Linked DNA regions of Homo sapiens: region 2 is linked to region 1. A link is a loop called in an ENCODE intact Hi-C map of the cell type or tissue named here. Cell type or tissue: endothelial cell of umbilical vein. All regions are shown on one strand. Each heading gives the region's core, and the rest is flanking DNA. Links, peaks and the distances in the headings are about the cores only. Region 1 holds the start of RNF224 (ring finger protein 224). Region 2 holds the start of LOC124902315 (a long non-coding RNA gene).

Region 1 (4,964 bases), core at 1-2,500:
GCCAGGTCTGGATTTGAGCTGACCTGCGCTCCCTGGGGCCGAGACTGAGACTGTGAGCTGGGGTCAGTCCATGGGTCGGACAGCAGGAGGATACAGCGCATGGAACTGGGGGGACCCCAGGAAAGGCCTCCAAGAGAAGGAGCGTGTCGACAAGAGGGTGGTGGGTGCAGCAGGTGCTGCAGGTTTCAGGGAGTGGAAGGTTGGGACAGGAGAGCCCAGACAGCCAGGACCACGCCCTGCCCACTGGTGATTCACCTCCCAACCTCAGCTGGGATGTTTTTCTAGTTTCCCAGGAAATATCTAATTCCTGCACACCTCCTGTCCTGCCTCGGGGCCTGGGCTTCCGGGAGGAGGTGGCCTGGACCAGGCCTTGAGGATGAGGCAGGAGGAGGCTGGGGCCGTGGGTGCTGGGCCGTCTCCTGGTCTGCTGAGCAGGGTGGGGGCCTCTCTGGGGCTGAGCACCAGGCGCTAGGCTGCTCTGCGCAGGTACTGCCTCACCACTGTAAGCCAGGATGCCAGGCAGGGAGTGAGCATTGAGGCCAGCTTGGGGCGCCCTGGTGTTCCGGGCAGGGCAGAGACAAGGCGAGGAGGTGGCAGCCGAGCTGGCCACGCAGGACAGACGGGTCCTCACGCCATGCCAGCCCTTCCCTGACGCATGGTGACCAGCTCCACAGCAGGGCAGGGCAGGCGCGTGGCATGCAGAGGTCTCCAGGCGTGGGACAGATGGGTCACTGCCCTGACCCTGTGCCAGGACTTAGCGTGCCAGGCTCCCCGCCTTGCCCCGTTGCTGGCCCCCACCAGAGGGTGACCACACCCAGGCCAGCCACGAGAACTTGTCTGACCAGTCCTGGGGGCAGACTGCCAAGAAGGTGGGCAGGGGTGAGGAGGGGCCATTTGCTTCCACCCAGCGGGGCTGTGAGTGGTTCTGGGGTCCTGCCCACCTGTCCCAACCCTTCTTGGTCCCTCAACTCTGCTCTGCCTGCAGTCTGGTGTGGACACACTGATCATACCTCCCGGAACCTGGGCCTCCCAGGGTGGCCTGGAGGCTGCAGACGGGCAGAGCAGCCAGGAGCTGCCCACCAAGGAGGCGTCTGGCACTGTCTGGGGTCCCGAGCTGGGAGCGGGGATCCCCAGACACGGAGCTGGTGCGCCACCTGGAGTCCATGTGGACTGGTGCAGCCCTCTGCCGTCCAGCCGGCATCAAGGTGAGGCTGAGAAGCCACACAGATCCACAGACAAGCACAGTGGCAAAGTCTGCAGAAGGCTCTGAGCCAGGAGGGAACCCTGGCAGGCTTCCTAGAGGAGGAGATGTGAGCAGAGGCCAAGGCAGGAAAACATTCCAGTATGGAGGGGAGGTTAAGGGAAGGAGAGGGTAAGAGTGAGGGAGCGGAGGGAAGGGGAGGGGAGGGGGAGGGGGAGGGTGGGGGAGGGGAGAGGTGAGGGAGGTTTTGAGTGTGGCGAAGGGTGTGAGCGTGCTGAGAAGCCCTAAGAGTGGGGAAATGGACCCCAAGGCCAGCCTGGATAAGGTGTTAGCAGAAGCTGGCTGGGTCTGGACAGGAGGGGGTGGGCAGGGGGCGGGGGGCACCTTATCTCTTGCAAGTGGGTGGTGCCGTTAGATCTAGTTTCAAGGCTTTGTGGCTGAAACGGGAGCCCACGCCCGCCACAGCTGGCCACCTGCCTCTCTCCTGACTCCCGTGCAAGGCCAGTAATGCAACCCAGGAGGGAGCCGCAGGGCGCCCTGGGTCCCCCACTCCCTTCTCCGGCCACCCCGTGGCTGTGCATAGCTGCCCAGCAGAGCCCATGCAGGTAAGAGGCCTGGGCTCAGGTCGGCCAGGAGGGTGGGGGCCTGGAGCTGGGCCAGGGTGGTGCTGCGGGAACAGGAGGCTGCCCGGCTGGTGCCCACATGAACCAGAAGTGTGCAGACCCTGGTTCTGCCTGTGCCCGGTGCCACGCTCCCTCCCAGGTCTGCACGCACCACCCCCACAGACCCAGCGCCTGACCTCTGGGGTGGGCTCCTGGGGCCAGCACCCCATCCAGGCGGAAGGTCCTCGAGGCAGGCTGTCCACCGCTGGCTTCCCTCTGGCAGGATGCTGCAGCCGGAGGGCCCCCAGGCCTCGGAGGAGGGGGGCCCCCGGAGGAGAGGACAGACTGCATCATCTGCTGCTCGGCCTATGACCTCTCCGGGCACCTGCCCCGCCGCCTCTACTGTGGACACACCTTCTGCCAGGCGTGTGTGCGGCGGCTGGACACACCGGCGCCCGAGCAGCGCTGGATCCCCTGTCCGCAGTGCCGTCAGAGCACGCCCACGCCTCGCGGAGGGGTGGCCATGCTAGACCTGGACCTGGCTGCTTTCCTGGCGGTCAAGGCTGAGCGGGAGCCGGCAAGACTAGAACCCCTGCCCCTCACCTCCCTCAAAGGCAGCGCCATCACTCGGCAGCCAGCTGGGCTGTGCCCTGCCCTGGGACCCCAGCCCCACTTCCCCCAGCCCAGATACTGCTGCTGGGGCTGTGGCAGCCTCTGCTGCCCACCCCTAGGCAGCCCCGAGGTCTGAACTCTGGCCATTCCCACCCCTGCAGGGGAAATGCCTGCCTTGGAACCCCTGACCACACACCATCATGGGTTCAGCCCACTCAGAACAACCTGGCAGTAGCATCCTATACGCAGCTTCGTGTGGCCCAGCAGGGTGGTGTCATCCCAGCCGTGAACATCCCAGGCCACAGCCTAAGGTTGGGGGCTGGGAGGCTCCGCAGGAGGCTGGTGACCTCCCACCTGTCCTGGCCACAATTACCAGACCCCAGACTAGCCCGACCGGATGTGCCTGGTGAGGACACTGCTGTCTGAGTGGGCGGCAAGCCTGGCTTGGGCCTAGACGCAGCGCAAAGGATGGCTCCCAAGAGGATGCGAAGGCGTCCCGGGGGCCTGGGCTGCAGGCTGGAGGGGCAGGGCCGGTCTGGCTATGCCTGGCGGGCTGCCCAGAGCAGGTCTCCCCTCTCCCACAGACGTCCCCGGGGTGTACCGGGAGGGTGGCAAGACTACCTCCTTCCTCCCTGCCCTGCATGGCAGCCCTGTGAATTCACCCACTCAACAAAGCTCATGGAGTTCCCACTGTGTGTCGGGTGCGGTTCTGGGAGGGTCTCGTGTAGGCACGAAGCCATACAGGCATTGAAGGGGATGCCTCGGCGGGGCCTGCCTGAGGCCAACAGAGGGCTGGGGCCTGCTTGAGGTCTCACAGCCCAGTTGGTCTCATCCTTCGCTGAACCTTTCCTGGCTCCGAGCAGCCACCACACAGACCCTTTTGAGGGGCCGGGGCTGGGGCTGGGGCCAGACTGTGGACAGCAGTTACCACCAAGTCAGTGCTGCAACACCCCCACCCCCACTGGAACGAGCTGTCACTCAGGAGCCCCAGGGAAGGACTGCTGCCCCCCACCCCCAGAGCAAGGGCGCAGGAGGGAGACGGAAGAGAATTTGCTGAGCGGACACTCAGAAGCTTCTACCTTCTCCAGGGCAAAGTCCCCATGCACACAGCGGGGGCTGGGCAGCAAGCAAAGCAGGGCACCAGCAGCCCCTGGGCAGGGTGAGCCTCTGGGGGAGCTGCCCCGCACCCCAGGGCAGGAAGAGGCCCAGTCCTCCTAGGGGACACCCCACAGGCGGTGGGGCCAGCTGGGACTCCGCTGGGGAGAACTGTGCGCTGGGCCAGGCAGCGGGTGGGGAAGGTGGCCTGGGGAGCTCTGTCCTCCCCTCTGCAGATGGAGGCTGCCGGCCGCCGTCGCTGGCTATACCAGGGCCGAGCCCGCTAGCAGCCTGCTGGGCCCAACCCTGCCCTGAACCCGGATCTGAACCCTCTGACCTCGGGCTGGGTGCCCTCCCCGGCTACGTGAAAAAGCCCGTCCTCCCCCACCACCTGGTGCAAAGGGCTTCCCTCCCCTGCTCTGCCGAGGGCAGGGATGACCCTGAGAAGGTCTGGGGAGCCCTGAGGTGCATGGAAGTGGGGGACTGGCGTCTCTCGACTCCCGGGCAGCCCCAGCCATACTCTAGCATCCTGCCTGGCTGGGTGGAGTGTGTCTCTTGGGTCACACGGATGCCTGCTGAGGATGCCCAGTACCGAGGGCCGGTGCCCCGCCCCGCAGTGCCCTCGGCCTGATTCAGAGCCCACCCCTGGGAGGAGCCCCACTCCAGGAGGGTTGGGCTGGGGCTTGGAGGTCCTAGCCACAGAGTGACAGGATGGAGACAAGGCCTAGGGGCCTTGGGGCCAGGAGGGTACCCCCGTGAGGGCCTGGGCTCCTGGGTAAACATTAATGGGCTCAGTACCCAGCAGGTCATGTGCGCGATCAGGGGATCTTTGACCTGCAACTGCTCCCGCCCCGTGTCTCCTCCCTGCAGGTGCCCCCTCACCACCCACACAGGTAGGAGCTCCTAGGACCAGGCTGAGGCCCAGGGACAGTGAGGCCGAGGCTGGGTGGCCTCCAGGCCAAGGGCTTGGGCCCCATCCTGAGTCTCCAGGACCCAAGGGCAAGAGACGCCAGGCTTGGGCAGCAGGAGGGAGGGTGAGGCACAGGACGCCTGGACCTGAGCCCAGGGCACTAGGTGGAGGGGTCCAGGTGGGGGGCCCCAGGGGTGGGGTGACCAGGCCCAGGAGGCTAAGGCAGCAGCTTCGGGGCCAGGAGCCTTGAAGTGGTGTGAGGACCCCACCTGCTCCCCATCACCAGGGCGTGGGGCCCTTATCAAGCCGAGACGTCACTGTTTAGTATCAAATGCCAAAGTCTAAGTCGGGACCATCCACAGTGTCCCCGATGACACCAGATAGGGGAGGTCCCCAGGTTCCCCAGCTCATGGCCTGCACCCTCGGCACTAGCCTTCCAGTCAGGACCAGCAAGGGAGCCGGGGAGCTGGAGCCCCTTCGAGTCTACCCCTGAAACTGGACTGGGCTCGCCTGACAACTGCCTGAGGTCATTGTAGCCATCCCC
Region 2 (8,458 bases), core at 5,770-8,269, 51 kb before region 1:
CAGACAGGCCAAGGCGACAGCAGCAGCAACAGCAGCAGCAGCGGCCGAGGCCGCGACCAGGAAGGGCCCCGCATGGGGGCAGCCCCCCCGCCCCCGGCACCCGCGGTGGGAGGCCCGCTGCCTGTGCGTCCCTGGAGCCCGTCGTCCGCGGAGCCCGTTCCTGCGGCGCCTGCACAAATATTAACTCTCTGGCCCGAGCTCAGGCAGTTCCTGTCCCACGGCTGGATCCACGCTTGGGGCGGGGGCAGGGCAAACAGCCAACGCCCGGCACCGCCAGCCACCTGTCCGGGAGCTCCAAACTACTCTTGGCTCAGCGCCGGCCACAGCGCTATCAAGACCACCTCACCCCGCCTTGTCCACCACCGGGCGCCCGCCGAGCCCTGACCTGAGCAGCAGGACACCGCCCACCTGCACCCGCCCAGCTCACGGCTGCAACAGGCGCCCACACGCAATGCAACCCAGAGGTCCTGCTCCTCACCCGTCTCGACCCCACCCAGGCTCCGCAAAGTGATCCCAACGTGCACATGCGGAGTGGCCCCCACGCAGGGATGGTCCCATTCCCATGCTGGATAGGGCCTGGGTTGGAGACAGGCCTTGGGGTGGAGGGAGACAGCACACCCGAGGCAGGAGAGGCGTGCCTGCCCCACCCCTCCCCCCCAGGACTCTCCTGGGATAGAGGTACAGACCAGTGCAGTGGGGCAGGGGTATCAGCCCAAGTCCTGCTGTTAAACCCAGCGCCCTTCACAGTTGCCAGTTGCAGGTCCTGTTCTAGGGGCTTTCCAAAGCTGGGTGCAGGAAGGAGCCGGGCTGACCAGCTGTGGCAGAGAAGGTGGAAACATTAGGGGTATGGCTTACTGCCAGGGGGCAGAGGAACAGGGGAACTTGCTGTGGGGCCTGGGCACTCTGCTTTGATGAGACCCATATGCGCGTGCACCCCCCATGATGCAGCCGTGAGGGGTGTGAGGGCCTGCAGGGAGGACGGTGCACAACCACTAAACAAGCTTTAATTCCCCTCCCCCAGCTGCCCTCAGGAGGGCCTGCAGGGAGGACAGTGCACAGCCACTAAATACGCTTTAATTCCCCTCCCCCAGCTGCCCTCAGCCCTCTACTCAGGTGGTAGGGGCGGGGGTGGTGGCGGCTCCTCTGAAGAAGCCTCCATGGGGATGGCCACAAGGCTCTGATCCTCTAGTGGTGGCACCAGGGAGACCTCCAGGTCAGCGTCCATTAGCTGGGACTCCACGTAAACCGGGTGCAGGTCCATGAGATCTTCCTGGACCCCAAAATTCTCCACCAACCTGCATGACGGGCCGGGTCATCACGAGCTGGTAGAGTCCTTGTTCCCCCAGGACAGGCTGGCGTCTGGGACAGTGCACCCCCACAAAGGGCCTCCCTTGGGACAGCACACCTCCTCTTCCAGGGACAGCACCCCTCCTCCTCCAGGGACAGCACCCCTCCTCCTCCAGGGACTCCCCTGGGATAGCTCCCCCCGCCAAGGGCCTCCCCTGAGACAGCGTGCCTCCCTCGAGGGCCTCCCTGGTGCTCACCTGTTGTCCACTTGTCTCGGGCATGTTTCACTGAGGGGACGAAGGCCAACATGAGTCCTGGAACAGTGCTGGGCCCCCGGAGCTCCCCCAGCACACGCCTAGGAAACGCCATTCCTACCCCAGGTGACAGCCCACCCAGGGGGTAAAGCCCTTCTTGCAAGACCAAGGGCCCAGGGCAGCCAGCCTGGCCTCACTCCCATCCTCTCCCGGCCCCAGGGTTCACGCACCCCTTGGCCCGCAAGACACCAATTGCCACGATGACGAGGGCACAGAAGCAGCTGGCACTGATGCCCGCCAGCACCACAAGGAGGGCGATGAGGGCCTCGCGGCTGAGGCCAAGGCTGCATTCACAGTAGGTTCCAGCTGCAGAGACAGGGCCACATGGCCATGGGCCGGTCACCTGCCTGCAGAGGGCCCCCAAGTCTGCCCCTGCCCTGGTAGCCACCAGAAGGACACCAGAGCTCCCACCTTGCCTGGGGAAGGGGAGCCATGGCTGGGAGTGGAGTGCGGGGGCAGGAGGAGGCACCTGCAGCAGGGATGAGCAGAAGGGACAAATATGTGAGGCCCAAGGGGCCACCACGCAGGCAGGACACAGGCCAGGGACCGGGGGCCATGTCCAGCCCTGGCCCCACTGCACACCTCTGACGGAACTGTTGGAAGGTGCTGACTTCACAGTAGGACTGTGAGGTGGGGGTGGGGGGGCTCACAATGCCAGTGTGTCATTTGCCCTTGGGCACCGCAATTCAAGGAGCCATGGCCAAGCAGCTCTGGGAATGGGACAGGTAGGGTGGGCAGAGGCCTGAGAGCCCAGCCAGCTCAGGCCAGCTCTGAGGCAGAGGCAGCAGTGGGGCTGGCCTGGTCTTACGGGCAGTCCTTCAGTGGTTTCACCGTGTTAGCCAGGATGGTCTCGATCTCCTGACCTTGTGATCCGCTCGCCTCGGCCTCTCAAAGTGCTGGGATTACAGGTGTGAGCCACTGCGCCCAGCCAAATCCTTCACAGTGAAAGGGGGTGGGCAGCACTCCAGGCCCCGATGTGGGTGCGGTGGCCTGGCAACCTTGCAGGGTGGGCGGCAGGCAGCCTCGGCCTCAGCTCCCTCCCAGCATAAGGGCTGCGGCAGCTCAGCATGTGGGCTGGGCTCCAGCTGGCTGTAGGTCACCTTCCTCCAGGGCTGGGGCAGGAAGGGGCCAAGGAGGGCTAAGGGGGTGGGCTTGCACCCATCCTCCCTCCCCACTGCTTCTGGGAGGGTCTGGCTCACGCCCTGGCAAAGCTCAGGTCAGAAGGGCTGCCGGCACCCAAGGGAATCCCCCATCAACTTGGAAAGGTCTGGGGGACACTGGCCACCCCTGTCTGAGCAGGACCCCAAGCCCTGCCTCCCAGACATCCCCCAAGGCTCCAGACTAAAGGTGTCACTGAAGTTGGAGCCCCCAGGAGCTTTCCCCTCTGCAGAAAAGACAAGCGTTGCCCAAGGAAGTCGACCGCAGGCCGGCATGGCCAGGGTTGCTTTCAGCCTCCTCCCTGCACCTGCTATTCCAGGCTGGGAGAGAGGCCCCTGCCCTCCCAGCCTCCCCTCCTCTGGACCTGCCAAGCAAACCGCCAGGCAGCAAAAGGAAACACCTGCCCCACAGCCAACGGAGGCCAGGCCTTCTGCCAGCTCAGGACACATGGGACACGGGGGGTGGGGGGGGTGGGCACAGTCTGGCCCCAGTGGCCCTGGGCACCAGGGACCCCCTCGCCTGTTGACAGGCACCCTCCTGCTGGGGTCCTCCGACCTCTGACTTGCCGAGTGACACCGTGACCCGAGATGCACCCTTCGCCCTTGTCTTCAGGACACAACCAGAGATGGAATCCACAGGACACAGAACAAAAGGTGTACCAGAGCCAGGCTGGCAGTGACACTCGACAGGCCAGCCCAGCAGGTTTGTATCCTGGTTAGGACAATGGCACACCCAGCCTGGGGCCAGGTGGTGGCCACAGACAGCGGGATCCAGGCAAGGCCACCTTGCTCTGAGGGGGCATCAGAGCAATCGGGACCATCCCACCAGAATTCAGGAGAGGGGTCCCTCTTTTTGTGACAGCAGCACAGACAGCCTTGGAGTGAAGTGGAGCAGGTGGCAGGGCCCAGGGCTAGAGGGGAGATACCGCACAGGCGGAAGCAGCCCTCCTTGGCGGGGCAGAGGCCTGATGGGCACAGGCTGTGCATCTGGCGCCTGCCTAATCCCGGCCACTTCCTCCTTCAAGCCCTGAGGCAAACAAGAGTTCTCCAGAGCAAGGAGGGTGCAGGAATGTCCACTGAACGGGACGGCTCAAACAGGCCAGAGCTGGAGAGGTGGGAGGGTGCTGGGCGGCAGCTGCAGGAACCCACGACAATGGACATGGGACCAGCAAGGGCATCAGGCCAGAGCTGGAGAGGTGGGAGGGTGCTGGGCGGCGGCTGCAGGAGCCCAGGACCGTGGACATGTGGGAACCAGCAAGGGCATCTGGGGACAGCGGTGGGAGCACTGAAACCAGGCGCAGCTCACAGCCTGGGAAGGCGCTGCAGCAGGAGCGGGACTCGAGGCACCAGTTCAAAGGGCCTTTGTCCCCCGCGAGGACGGCGCCATCGGGGTGGAACGTGTCTGGCCTGGAAACGGCACCTCTGGGACAGAGGCCCAGGTTTGAGCAGCAGAAGAGCCCAGAACTGGACCCTAGGGCCCTTGCTCAGTTTTGTGGCGTCTCCCTCTCCTAGTGCCAGCCTCTAGGACAGGACCTGGGCAGCCTGCACACGCGTGACCACACGTGTGAAGGACGTAGGGGCGACCTGCCTTTCTGAGGCACACCTGTGAAGCTGAGCCCTCCGGCCACCCTGCCTGAGTGTGGAGCAGGGGACAAGTGCCCAGTCCCTCTGGCCACCAGGGCACAGCCTTCGGCAGAGCCTCACTGCCAGAGACGAGGCGTGTTGGCCTAGAGGTCATTCGCCAGCCTCAGCAATTCCAACCGAACCCGCACAACGTCCCAACCTCGCCCGAGACCTCCTGGCCGAGCGTGTGGAGGTGGGCACAGGCTGAGCAGAGGGTGACCCCAGGGCTCCTTCTAAAGGCCAGAGGCGCAGGAATGGAGCTGGAGGTCTGGCGGGTAGCAAGCACTAAGCCCTAGGACGTGGCTGCCTGAGCCGTGGCCCGGGCGTGACGTGGACCTTCACGTGCCGCTCCCTGAGCACCCTGGGTCGGGGGCGGCCCGGGATTCTCTCAGGAGGCTACATTCCCAGTGCAGATGTGTAGGCCTAGGTGGCCCCTCACCTGCTGCTGAGGAGCAGGCCCTGCCAGGCTGAGAGAGAGGCCCAGGCTAGAGGAGGATCCTGGGGGGCCCCACAAAGCCACCAGGACAGAAAAGGATGATCTGACTTGCTTTAATCTGCACACTGCGGGGGTGGGGGTGGGCATGCTCCTCAGCAGTGCATTCTGGGACACGGGCGGGCGGGGGCTGGCACGGGAGGACGAGAGCACCTGCAGGGCAGCGCCTGGCGGGCGGGCGGGCGGGCGGGCGATGTGTCAGCTGCAGTTCTTGGGCAGGCGGTAGACGCCGGCCGAGTAGACGAGCTGCTGGTCCCGCACCTTCTTCTGCAGGTAGCCCTGCAGCTCCTGCAGGTCAATCTCGGCCAGTGCAGGCCCAGTCACCACAAACATGCGGAGCATGTTGTAGATACGATCCAGTGAGAGGCTCTCCAGGTTGGTCAGCATGGCCTGGATGTACGTCCAGAAGAGCTGCGGACACAGGCCAGCCCCCGTCAGGCACCTGCAGGCCTCGCCCCCGCCCCCTGGCCCCCCGTGGGGCCTGCACGCGCACCAGCAGCTCCTCCTCCTTCTGGTCGGCCTGGGAGGCCATGCCGGAGTCGCTCTCGTCGTCACTGTCAATGAGCACCATGTTGTCCCGGTCCTGAGGCCGCTCCTCCTCAATGACAGAGAAGGTGCCGGGGGGCTCCTCACGCAGCACACCCTGCTGCAGCCACACGGACATCCGCCGCCGCAGCAGCGCCACGGGCATCTTCACCGCCTTGCTCAGTTCCTCCAGGGTCCAGCTGGCTGCGTGCAGAGTCACCGGGACGCTGGGCAGCCTGGGCACGGGCTGCACCTCCCCTGCCTCCCGTCAGCCGAGAGGTCGGGGGGCTCCCGGGCCACCCTGCCTTGCCCGTGGGAAAGGGAAGGGTGCCGCCTGCTGGCGCAGCTGCCCCAAACCACACCCTCACTGGGGAACAGCCCCTCACCCACAGCTGGGCCGTGTGGCCGGGGCAGGCCAGCTAGGGGCTGGTGGGCTCACCTTGGTCCTGAAAATACAGCAAGATCACCGCCTGTACTGGGGTGACCGCCACAGACAGCGTGCGGTCGGCCAGCTCCACGTCCATGGTCACCAGGCCCAGGGTGTGCTTCCAACTGAGGGTCCGCATGGCCTAAGGAGGGCCAGGGTCAGCACGGGCAGCTCGGCTGCAGGGCGCTCAGGCCCGTGGGCTCTGCCACCTGGTACCAGTGAGAAAGGGGCTCCCAGAGCCACCTGCCCCACCCCACCCTGGCAGGCAGGTGAGCAGCGAGAGCACAGGACTGGGTGGGGTCCCCACCTGCTCAGCCACCATGGAAGGGCAATGGGGCCAGCATCATAAGGTGTGTCCCGAAAAGGCTACAGGGGCCTCCTGACCCCCAGTGCTTGGAAATGTGGCCATATTTGCAAACAGGGTTGATGCAGATGTAACTGAGGTGCATCCTAACCCAACTGACTGGGGTCCTTCTAAGAAAAGGAAAGATAGGAAGACACAGGCAGGCGGGGAGGGGGCCACACGAAGACAGAGACCACCTGGAGCAACGCGGCCACAAGCCAAGAAACACCAAGGGCTGTGGCAAACACCAGAAGCTGGGGGGCAACGGAGGTCTCTAAGAGGGTTCAGAGGGAACGGGGCTGCCAGTACTTTCATCTTGGACTTCCAGCCTCCAAAACTAAGACAATCTATTTCTGTTTTTTAAGCCACCCAGTTTGTGACACTTTGTTACAGCAGCCACAGTAAACGAACAGATTTTGGTACCAGGAAGGGCCAGGAGGGGTGCTGCCAAAACCTAACACCAAGAACTGTGGCAGCAGCTTTGGAAGTGGGTGATGGGGAGAGGCTGGAAGAACTGGTGAGGCCTGCACGACTGCTGGTAGAAAGGCATGAAGACAAGCCTGGAAATGGCTGGAAGAGGAGAGCTGCCGCCGTCTTGGAGAATGCACACAGCATCACAGACTGGATGTCGGCAGCAATGCCGACCCAACAGGTGCTTCCAGTGAGGTCTCAGATGGAAATGACCGTGCTACTGGGAACCGGAGGAGGCAGCAGAGAGCTTGGCTGGCTGCTGCTCTGCTGTTGGGTGCGAAGTGGGACCTGCAGCTGATGAGCCTGGACATCAAGCTGAGATTTCCAAGCAGTGTGGAAGGTGCCACCTGGCTTCTCCTTGCTACTTATAGCAGAATGCAAGAGGGAAACAATCAGTGAGGCAGGGACCATTAAGCAAAAAGGCACCAGCCCTTGGGGATCTGAAAAATACTCTATCCAGGCAGCTCTGAGACGTGGCCAAGGGTGTGGCTGGACCAGGGTTTGCTAGACATGAGGTGTGACCTGTGTATCCAACTAACCATCTCAGCAGCAGACAGGGACAGGTGGGGCCTCCGGGAAAGGGCTGCGGACCCGCCTGTCTGAAGGCTTCGGCACTGGTGAGCTGCATAAGCCAACAAGGTGTGAGAATTTTACACCCGCAGAAGTGCTGCCAGGCTGGAGTGAAAGGAAGGCAGGCTCCAAGAGCAGAGCCGCCGAGGCCAAGGCTGACGGAGCAGGGGGCCAAAGAGGATTCGCAGGCCTGGAAGTCAAGTGGAATTTCGGCTGCTGGGTTTGGACTCGCTGTCCTTTTTCCTCCCAGTTTTCCCTTTTGGGGTGGGAATGTGTATGCTTGTCTTACGGCTGAACTTTTGAAACAGATCATCTGTTGGCTGATTTCACGGCGTCCCAGCTGGAGGAATGGCGCGCACTCCAGCCTCACCTGTACCTTGTTTAGATCTATTTACGTAGAGGAATGGCGCACACTCCAGCCTCACCTGGACCTCGTTAAGATGCATTTACAGGCTGAGATGTGTGTGGAACTTTGTGTGGATGGTAGTTAGATGAGATTTTGGACTTGGAGTTGATGCTGAAATGGTGAAGACTTTTGGGGACACTGGGGCTGTCACTTGCACGTGGGAGGGGCCCACCATGGGGCAAATTGTCATGCACTGAATTGTGCCCCTCGAAAAATGACACATGAACCCCTAACTCCCGGTGCCTCTGATGAGATCTTATTTGGAAATACGGTCATTAAAGATATAATTAAGATGACGTCACCCTGGAATAGAGAGAGTGTTCTTCTAAGAGGGAGATAGGAACAGAGACACGGGGGAACATCACGGGCGACGCGGCAGAGACCAGAGCGAGGCACCCACAGGCCCCGGAGCTCCTGGAGCCCCCAGAAGCTGGAAGAGGGGAGGAAGCAGCCTCCCCTAGAGCCTTCGGAGGGCCCTGCTGACCCTGACTTTAGACTTCTGACTTCTGTAAAATGATATGTTTCTTTTAAGCCCGCTGGTTTGTGGTACTTTGTTCTGGTAGCACTGGGGCACTGACACACCTGCTCTGTGGGCCAAGGGCTCCTGAGTCCTTCCAGGATCCGGCAGCTTCTAATGGAAACAAACCCCTCTTTATGGACAGAAAATGGAAGTGGAGTCAGTGGCTTGCTAGGTCCTAGTTCTGGCTCCAAGGCCATGACCTCCACAAACGCCGCCACTGGTCAGCCTGCCGCAGGACACATGCAAGGGCTCAGGGGTGACGCTGTGGGCTGCATGGCCAGCCACGTGTCCAACAAGGTCGCTCGGCCAGGAGCTCTGCTGG

The links. A loop is a pair of places that touch in the nucleus more often than their neighbours do. Peaks named below come from ENCODE experiments on the same cell type or tissue, not always from the same donor. Only the 100,000 strongest peaks of a DNase experiment are listed, where the experiment ranks them.
Region 2: it touches region 1 in a loop (5-fold over the local background); 61 of 110 quality-filtered maps call a loop at or near these places.

Annotation. Positions count from the first base shown.
Region 1 is chr9:137,226,536-137,231,499 of GRCh38, forward strand. It overlaps RNF224 (ring finger protein 224), which reads left to right and starts at 967. Exons shown (of 3, transcript NM_001190228.2): 1 at 967-1,326; 2 at 1,617-1,806; 3 at 2,087-3,105. The coding sequence starts at 1,801. The coding sequence ends at 2,551. SLC34A3 (solute carrier family 34 member 3) reads left to right here and starts at 4,366. Exons shown (of 13, transcript NM_001177316.2): 1 at 4,366-4,403. RefSeq lists enhancers at 636-1,136, 926-1,075, 1,270-1,895, 3,163-3,663 and silencers at 1,062-1,356, 1,176-1,245. In endothelial cell of umbilical vein, for the core only: a CTCF peak has its summit at 1,166 (motif pointing left); a DNase peak (open chromatin) is centred at 1,156.
Region 2 is chr9:137,169,870-137,178,327 of GRCh38, forward strand. It overlaps ANAPC2 (anaphase promoting complex subunit 2), which reads right to left. Exons shown (of 13, transcript NM_013366.4): 11 at 5,839-5,968; 12 at 5,368-5,603; 13 at 4,915-5,285. The coding sequence ends at 5,073. LOC124902315 (a long non-coding RNA gene) reads left to right here and starts at 2,263. Exons shown (of 3, transcript XR_007061881.1): 1 at 2,263-2,326; 2 at 3,289-3,461; 3 at 5,148-7,912. LRRC26 (leucine rich repeat containing 26) reads right to left here and starts at 182. Exons shown (of 2, transcript NM_001013653.3): 1 at 1-182. The coding sequence starts at 74. It overlaps TMEM210 (transmembrane protein 210), which reads right to left and starts at 2,187. Exons shown (of 4, transcript NM_001282477.2): 1 at 2,071-2,187; 2 at 1,772-1,907; 3 at 1,545-1,574; 4 at 989-1,295. The coding sequence starts at 2,158. The coding sequence ends at 1,106. RefSeq lists an enhancer at 4,930-5,763. In endothelial cell of umbilical vein, for the core only: a CTCF peak has its summit at 6,855; no DNase peak of the experiment used is centred there.